Regions from separate parts of the Homo sapiens genome. Here region 2 is linked to region 1. A link is a loop called in an ENCODE intact Hi-C map of the cell type or tissue named here. Cell type or tissue: thyroid gland. All regions are shown on one strand. Links, peaks and the distances in the headings refer to the core of each region. The heading gives the core; the rest is flanking DNA. Region 1 has its middle 28 kb from the start of NTNG2. Region 2 has its middle 59 kb from the start of RAPGEF1.

Region 1 (4,385 bases), core at 112-4,111:
CCCCTTAGAGGAGCGCCGCTCTCAGCTCTTCCACTCTCTGGTGTTGTTCAGCTGAGGGAAGGAGGCCTGAAGCAGCGATGGCCCAGAATAATGGGGGCTGGAGGAGGGGCGGCCGGCAGCGAGCACGCAAGAATCCCATTAAGGAACAAAGCTGATCAATACTCACAGCAGCCAGGCAGGTTTAAAAGCCTCTCCATGCAGCCTGCTCCCTGTCAAGGCAGGAGGAGAGGCAGGAGAGCTATCTGGACCCTTCCCTCAGAAGCACCCACTTGGGCAGGGGAGGGAGCCGCAGCCCGCAGGGTGTGCTGCCGGAGCAGGGTTGGTGGACCCCAGGGGATCTGGGGACTCCAGCCGGTCCATGGGAGCCCATCCTAGGCACTTCACAGTCCTGCGCCAGAGGGGCCTTGACATCAGGGTCCTCCCTCCTGCTTTACAGTTGGGGATACTGAGACGTAACAAGGGAAAGGACTTTCCTGAGGTCATGTGGCTGGAAGTTTCCAGGCCTCTGCCTCCAGGTGTAGGTGACTTTCCACTTTAAGGTCTATGAACATGACCATCCCTCTCTCTTTTTACTATGGATGATACCAGTGATCTTAAAACCTACAATGGGCTGGGTGCGGTGGCTCACGCCTATAATCCCAGCACTTTGGGAGGCCAAGGCGGGCAGATCACTTGAGCTCAGGAGTTCGAGACCAGCCTGGCCAACATGGTGAAACCCAGTCTGTACTAAAAATACAAAAACTAGCTGGGTGTGGTGGTGGGTGCCTGTAACCCCAGCTACTCAGGATGCTGACATGGGGGAATTGCTTGAACCTGGGAGGCGGAGGTTGCAGTCAGCCGAGATTGTGCCACTACACTCCAGCCTGGGCAACAAAGCAAGAGGGTCTCAGAAAAAAAAAAAAAATTCTACAACAAATTGATGAAGACCTGCTTGAATTGGCTGTGTGCTCAGGCTGGGCCGAGATCGTGCCACTGGACTCCAGCATGGGCAACAGACAAAGACAGGCTCTGTCTCAAAAAAAAAAAAAAAAAAATCAGCTTTGTTGGCGACAAACAGATACCACAAGCCTTGGTGAGAACAGTATGATGTCATAAGCTCCAAACAAAAGTCTACAAGGATCTGGCTAAGGGGGCCATTCTGGCTCCCTCTCAAACCTGTCCCAAAGTTGAAGTGGCATGTTGGTAAAAGGTTTTTTGTTGTTGTTTTTGTTTTCTGAGACAGGGTCTTGCTCCATCACCTAGGCTGGAATGCAGTGGCATGATTTCAGCTCACCGCAACCTCTGCATCCTGGGTTCAAGCAATTCTTGTGCCTTAGCCTCCCAAGTAGCTGAGATTATAGGTATGCACCACCACACCCAGTGAATTTTTTGTAGCGACAGGGTTTTGCCATGTTACCCAGGCTGGTCTTGAACTCTTGGGCTTAAGTGATCTGCCCCCACCTCGGCCTCCTAAAATGCTGGGATTATAGGCATGAACCATGATGCCCAGCTGTAATTTAATTTTTAATAATGGTTGTGTTTAATGATTATATTAGTCTAGATTCTCCAGAGAGACAGAACCAATAGGGTATATACAGAGATCTGAGAGGGGGTTATTCAGGAAAACTGGTGCACGTGATTATGGAGGCTGAGAAGTCCCATGATATGCCATCTGCAAGCTAGAGACCCAGGGAGGCTGGGCTCAGTCCAAGTCTGAAAGCCTCAGAACCAGAGAAGCCAATGGTGTAACTCTTAGTTCAAGGACAAAGTCTTGAGAACCCAGGGGGGCTGCTGGTGCAAGTCTTAGAGTCCAAAGGCCAGAGAACCTGGAGTTTGATGTCCAAGGACAAGAGAAGAAGGGTGTCCCAGCTCCAGAAGAGAGAATGAATTCAGCTTTATTCTGCCTTTTTGTTCTACCTGGGCTTTCGGCTGATTGGATGGTGCCCACCCACATTGGATGAAGATGGGTCTCCCTTACTCAGTCCATGGCTTCAAATGCCAGTCTCTTCTGGAAACACCCTCACAGGCATATCCAGCAACAGTGCTTTACCAGCTATCTGGGTATCCCTTAATCCAGTCAAAACACCTAAACACCTAAAATTAGCCATCACAATAATCATCTCACCAAATTCTTTAAAATGTAACGATTGGCTCTCTCAAGCCACTATGACCTGGCTTCAGTACAGTGCTGACCCAACCCTCAGCTATGACCTAGCTTCAGTACAGTGCCAACTCAACCCTCAGCTATGACCTAGCTTCAGTACAGTGCCGATCCAACCCTCAGCTATGACCTAGCTTCAGTACAGTGCCGACCCAACCCTCAGCTATGACCTAGCTTCAGTACAGTGCCAACTCAACCCTCAGCTATGACCTAGCTTCAGTACAGTGCCGACTCAACCCTCAGCTATGACCTAGCTTCAGTGCAGTGCCGACCCAACCCTTAGCCACTGAAACTGGGGAGTCAAGTCTTTCCTTTCAGAGGAAGAGCTCAGGTTATAGGCATCAATGGCCCTGGAAAGAAAAACACGCTGATTCCCCCAAAGTAGACTTGAATGATAAGGGTACAACAAGAGCAGAATGCCTTGGGAAAGGAGGGGCTGGTGTGTTAGTGGGAGGGAAGAGGCAGCTCTGGAGATAAAAATTCTCTTCTTCCCAATCCCATCTCCAATTAGAGTACCCGTGGACAATTTGGAACTAAAATATCTGCCAACAGACCACTGATTTTCCTGCCAAATTTCCACCCGAAACTACCAATGTTATCCTTGACCCATGCTATTAAGGCTGCATAACAAACTGCCCCATGGCCTAGTGCCTTAAACAGCATCGGAGTCTTATTGCTGTCTCTCACAGGGTGGAGGCTAACTGGGCTCAGCCGGGAGGTTCTTGCTTTGGGTTGAGAAGGATCTTCCTGGAGCTTAAGCATCTCACAAAGGTCTTGCAGTCTTTACAGCCAGCCTAGCCTGGACAGCACCAAACACAGCCCTTCTCAAGACCACCTGAGAGCTGGTGATGGTGGGAACCCCTGCATTTTTGCTGCGAGACACTTCCAAGTTGCTGAACCCAAGAGCTTCACTTGGCATTTGACCATCTTTCTGTTCACTCCCTTTGGTGTCTGACACTACATTCCTAGACACTACCAGCCTTGCTGGCCACTCCCTCCCTCTCCCCTCCTTATGACACCTTGGGAGCCTTTCTGCTGCGTCCTGGCCCTGTTCCCCGCTCTGGTTCTATGCCCAACCCTTTTCTCCCTTAACCCCATCTCAGGGACTCCCCGAGTCTATGCTTGACCTTCAGAACTGTTCCCAGCCCAACCCCTCCCTTGGCGTAAGCTTCCAGCTGGGCCCTTCCATCTGGCCCCGAATGCAGCCACTAGCCTTCCCCCTATCCTCAACCTCATCTCCTCACTTCTTTTGTCAGCTCTGTTAATTCTCCATCACTGAAGGCCCCAAGCTTAGACCTGATTCAGTCTGATTTGGTGGCTCCTGACCTTCCTCTAGCACCTCCAGAAGGAACTTGGCTTTGCTGACACCTTAATTTTAGTTCACAGAGACTGATCTTGGACTTGTGACCTTCAGAACTGTAAGACAATAAATGTGTGTTGATTTTTTTGTTTTGTTTTGTTTTGAGATGGAGTCTTGCTCTATCACCCAGGCTGGAGTGCAGTGGTGCAATCACTGCAACCTCCGCCTCCTGGGTTCAAATGATTCTCGTGACTCAGTTTCCCAAGTAACTGGGATTACAGGCAAGCCCCACCACGCTCGGCTAATTTTTGTATTTTTAGTAGAGACAGGGTTTCACCATGTTGGCCAGGCTGATCTCGAACTGCTGACCTCAGGTGTTCCACCCGCCTCGGCCTCCCAAAGTGCTGGGATTACAGGCGTGAGCCACCGCACCTGGCCAATGTGTGTTGTTTCAAGCCACTAAGTGTATGGGGTAGTTTGCTACCCCATAACAAACTATAGTGGCAACAGGAAACGAATACACAGGCGCAGAGTAGATGCTCCGTAGGAGCTGGTTTCCATCTCTTGCTCCTGGAATGATCCACTTGAAGCTCCACCTGATTCTTGTCACTTCCAGTCTGGGCTCACCCATCCCCGTCCCTCACCCCTCCATTGGCTTCAGAAACAAAAGGAAACCCTGCAGCCTGGGGCCCTCATCTGCCCCTCTACCTTGTCTCATGGGCGGAGGCTTTGCTTAAGCACATAGCCCTGTGGCGCCCACCCTGCTTCCTGCACACTTGCCTCTGCTGTTCCCTGTGCTGTTCCCTTCACTCCACATCCCCTCCCTCCTCTCCACGTGCCCCCATTCTACGGGGGTCATGTGCCATGGCCTCCAGAAAGCCCTCCCTGCCCCTCCTGAAACTGGGACTCTGAAGGGCTCTATGTGTCCCTTTCTTATGACTTATC
Region 2 (4,385 bases), core at 163-4,162, 340 kb after region 1:
GCTGGGCCCCCAGGATGGGGCTGAGCCACAGAGCCCTTTTCTAATTCTCTCTCTAAAAGCTTCTATCACAGACTGACTGTGCCAGTGTGTGTTTTATTTATGACTGTCTAATCCAGTACTCATCATAACGCAGGGTGCACAGCAGGCAGTGGGTGTCAATAAGTGTTTGTAGAAATTAATGTAATTTGTAAGTAATGAGAATGTTCTTAGAGGCAGAAAAATAATGCAGTGCTCTCTGCTCTGTACTGATTTTAAAAAAAAAAATCTTCCTATCCCCAATTCTTCTAGCGCTGGTTCTTTAGGCGTACAGCCTCAACATAAGTAAACAGCAGAGCGGGACTGGTTTCAGAATGTGTGTTGCCATTATGGGTCACTGCTATGAATCAGATGGACTGCTGGTTAAGAACTAGACCCTGAGGTCAGGCAGACCTTTGCTTGAACCCTAGCCCTCATGCATGTATGGCTTTAGGCAAGTTACCTCGTCCCTCTGAGCCTCCTATTATAATGGTGGTAATCATAGGATCTGCTTTCACAGAGTTACCATGGGTTTTCAGTGAGATAAAGCACAGGAAGTGCAGCACAGCCCCAACACAGCCTTAGTGCTCATTCACAGTGGCTGATGCCACTGCTGCTGATGTTGATATTCATGCAGAATTCAGGCTTGGCTCTGCTGGAAGGAGGTAAAAGAAGCAAGAACTGGGTCCCCTGAGAGCTCACAACTGAGTGGGGAGAAAGAGAGCACTTATGGAGAATATCTTGAAAAGCAGCGCTTGCTAAACTTGGCTCCAAGTTCAGTAGGTGGTCAGAGGAGCAAGAAGGCAGAGTGGGCTGAAGTGGTCAAGGGAGGCTTCCTGGAAGAGGAGAATCTGGAGACAGGCTCTAAAGGATGGGTCAGATGAGATGATGGAAAGTAGGAAGGGCAAAAGGCCTGGAGCTGGAAGGAGCAGTGGGCAGTGACCTGCAGAGAGGTTCCAGACAAGAGGAATGAGGGTGGGTGCACATCACAAATTTGGAGACACAAGATTGATTTGACTTTTGCCATAATGATGGCATTGGGGCCAGGTGCAGTGGCTCATACCTGTAATCTCAGCATCTTGAGAGGCCAAGGCAGGAGGACTGCTTGAGCCCAGGGGTTCATGACTAGCCAGGAAAACATAAGGAGACCCCATCTCTACAAAAAAAAAATTAGCTGGGCATGATGGTACATGCCTGTGCCCCAGCTACACAGGAGGCTGAGGCAGAGGGATCACATGAGCCTAGGAAGTTGAGGCTACAGTGAGCGGTGATCGTGCCACTGCACTCCAGCCTGAGTGAGAGCAAGAGTCTGTCAAAAAAAAAAAAATAGAATGAGTTAACAAATTGTGGTAGTTATGTATAGTTCATGTGATGGAATACTACACAGCAATGAAAAAAGGATGGCATTCGGAGCATGTTGGTGGGAGAGATGCCGATGTTTCCCTCATGAGGGAATTAGTGTTTGGTGACTGCAATAATGTGAAAACAAAAGTGCTTCCTCCAGTCTGGCAGTGATTGTCTGACGAATAACCTTTTGTGCAGGCCTCACCTCTCACTCTCTGCCTCCCTTTCCACTGCTTCTTTCCTTTCTGGACTCAGAATTCCTGAAGGAGTGGGACAGGCTTCCGCTGAGCACAGGCACTGAAAGGACAGCTGCCCTCACCAGTGGTTGTGCTTCAGCACCACGGACAGCTCCCCAGACACTCGCCACACCCTTAGGCTCAAAGTGCCAGTGACTTCCAGGGCCCCATAAAAGCACCTGCTAACCCACCCCCAGGAGCTGGCTGCTGCTCTCCCACCATGCCCACTCTCCAACCTCCTATGACTTTTTTTGTATCTTTTACTTCTCAAAGCTGAATTCTGTGTTCTAAGACATCAGCTGATACACTTGTCTCATTCATTTCAGTTTGTTGAGGATCCCGTCTGTGCCAGGCACCATGTTTATCCACTCATGGAAGTGGGCTATAGAGGACCTCTCTGGTTGCCACTAAAATCCATTGTGTCCAAGGTCTCCTGGACCCCCTGGGTGCCTTTGCCAGAGAAGTGACTCCGAAGAAGTGAAGGTAGGCACCTGGGGAGCCAGTCAGTGGGCAGCTGCACTATCCCAGTGCCCCCAACTCACTCGTTATTGCTAAAATAGCTGCTGTTGAGGGCACAGGGATGTTGCAGCAGCCACGGAAGCAGGCTGTGATGTAATGATTGCACTGAAACTACACACCCCCCTGCAAGGCGGTGCTGTGGCTATCAACACTTGACAAGTCAGCCCAGAGGGATGAGGCCACATTCCTCAAGCCACACAGCTGAGAAGACACAGAGCAGGACTGCCTGTGTTTCTGACTCCAGACCCCTCACTCCTTTTTCCCCTCCCTCTCTCTAGGCTCAACCACAGAGGGTCCTATTAAATTGAATTGCCATTTTCATGGGTCAGCAAATGGCTGAATATCAGAAGTGTCATGCGCCTCCACCTAGTATTTTCTCCACTGAGAGCATCTCTTCCCTTGCCAGGAATGTGCTACTTCCCACGGCTTCCAGGCCACTGGGTCTGGGCAGGGGTGACCTTCTCCACCCTGGGCAGGCTGGGAAGAGCTTCTCCTCTAGGGGAACTGCCTGCCCAGAGGTGGCCCCACTGAAGCAGCCCAGACTGTGACCCTTGCAGCAGCTAATGAACACAGGTCACAAAGAGAAAAGCAGCTTTGTGAAATAATCCTTGCTCTGGGAGGCTGCCTGGCGAGAGCTGGCGGCTTCATCAGAATGTTTATGGAGGGGAATTAATCAGGAAACTCGGTGGAGTCGCCTGTGGTGGGGAAGACTGAGGAAGGCGGCGGAGCTTGGGAGGGAGGGTGTTCCATCTGAGTAATCAATGCTGGAAATTATTCTGTGAATATCAATGGTCTAAACATGGCGTCAAGGCTGGAGGGCACCAGAAAACAAGAAAGGGCAGACTGATTGAGTCCTGCATGGCCCAATAACTGCCCAGCCTCTGCAGCTGCAAAGAAGGAAGGCTGTTGCCCTTCATTCACTCACCCACTCATTGATTCTTCCTTTCAATCAGGAGCCAGGCAGGCCCTCCAATAGGCAGGAACTTTGCTGGTTGCTGGGACCAGTGCAGTAGTCACAAGACAGACATGACCCTGCCTTCCTGGACTAGATTGCAAAGACATTTAGAATCAAACTCAGGGATTTTGAGCCTTTTTATAACTTTCCAAGTTCCTCTACCCTCTCTGACCTCTGTGCATAATCATTATTGTTTATTGAGCCTTACTGAGAGCCAGGCATGGTGCCATTCTCTCAGTAAATCCTGACAATCCATGTTTGGAGTAGACATCATTATTCTGAAGTTACAAATGTGGAATAAGGCTCAGAGAGGTCAAGGAACTTGCCCAAGGTCCCTGAGTTAGCCAGTGGCCATATGGATCTCAAACCCAGGTCAGTCTGAGTGCAGAGCCTACTCTCTTAGCCACTCTGACATACTGTTTCTCAAACGGAGTGCAACTTGTATATGCTTTGACCCGACTCTCCAATTGCCCTGGCTTCCCCATCCTCCCCACTTCCAGCTCACAGCCCTAATGCCTGTTCCTCTTGATTCTCCTTAATCCCTCATGCCTCTTATTCGCTTTGCGGCTGGAGGATAATTAGGCAAAATGAAACTATTTAAGGAAAACTGGAGTTCTTTGCAGACACTGAGAGGAAACCTCTGAAGGCTAAGCTTGTGGGAGTGACTCCAGCTGACGGCACCTCGTCCTTGGCATCTCAGGGCTCCTACCCATGCCTTCCCTATACTGTCCTGAGAATTGGCCCTAAGTTTCAGATCCATGCTACGGGCAGGGAACACAGTGCAAGGGGACAGGAAGAGTGCTGAGGATGTGATGTGGTCACACCGTGTCCTTCAGAGAGGCCCTTGGTCTCCTCTGAGTCTTTTTCTTTTTTTGAGAGAGAGTCTCACCCTTTCGCCCAGGCTGTAGTACAGTGGTGCGATCTTGGCTCACTGCAACCTCCACCTCCTGGATTCAAGCAATTCTCCTGCCTGAGCCTCCCGAGTAGCTGGGACTACAAATGCATGCCACCACGCCTGGTTAATTTTTGTATTTTTAGTAGAGGCGGGGTTTCATCATGTTGACCAGGCTGATCTCAAACTCCTGACCTCAGGTAATCTGCTCATCTCAGCTTCCCAAAGTGCTGAGATTACAGGTGTGAACCACCCACCGTGCCTGGCCTCCTCTGAGTCTTGTTCTCCCCAGTTGTTAACACAGGCACTAAGCTGGCTGACCTGTAAGCCCCTTCCAGTTCTGGCTGTCGGTGGGGGGCCTCCTGGCTGCTCTTCACTGTGGGACCAAAAGCTACAGCCTCGGTGGGGTGGCCCTGGGTGTGTC

Evidence for each region. Hi-C counts contacts between places; a loop is a spot of excess contacts. Peaks named below come from ENCODE experiments on the same cell type or tissue, not always from the same donor. Only the 100,000 strongest peaks of a DNase experiment are listed, where the experiment ranks them.
Region 2: a loop joins it to region 1, with 1.9 times the contacts of the local background. A loop is called at or near these places in 1 of 110 quality-filtered maps.

The regions. Positions count from the first base shown.
Region 1 is chr9:132,132,272-132,136,656 of GRCh38, reverse strand. No RefSeq gene overlaps it. Among named protein-coding and RNA genes, the nearest start is that of NTNG2, 28 kb to the left of the region's middle. RefSeq lists an enhancer at 1-105. In thyroid gland, for the core only: no CTCF peak of the experiment used is centred there; no DNase peak of the experiment used is centred there.
Region 2 is chr9:131,796,698-131,801,082 of GRCh38, reverse strand. No RefSeq gene overlaps it. Among named protein-coding and RNA genes, the nearest start is that of RAPGEF1, 59 kb to the right of the region's middle. RefSeq lists a silencer at 1,571-1,761. In thyroid gland, for the core only: no CTCF peak of the experiment used is centred there; a DNase peak (open chromatin) is centred at 1,699.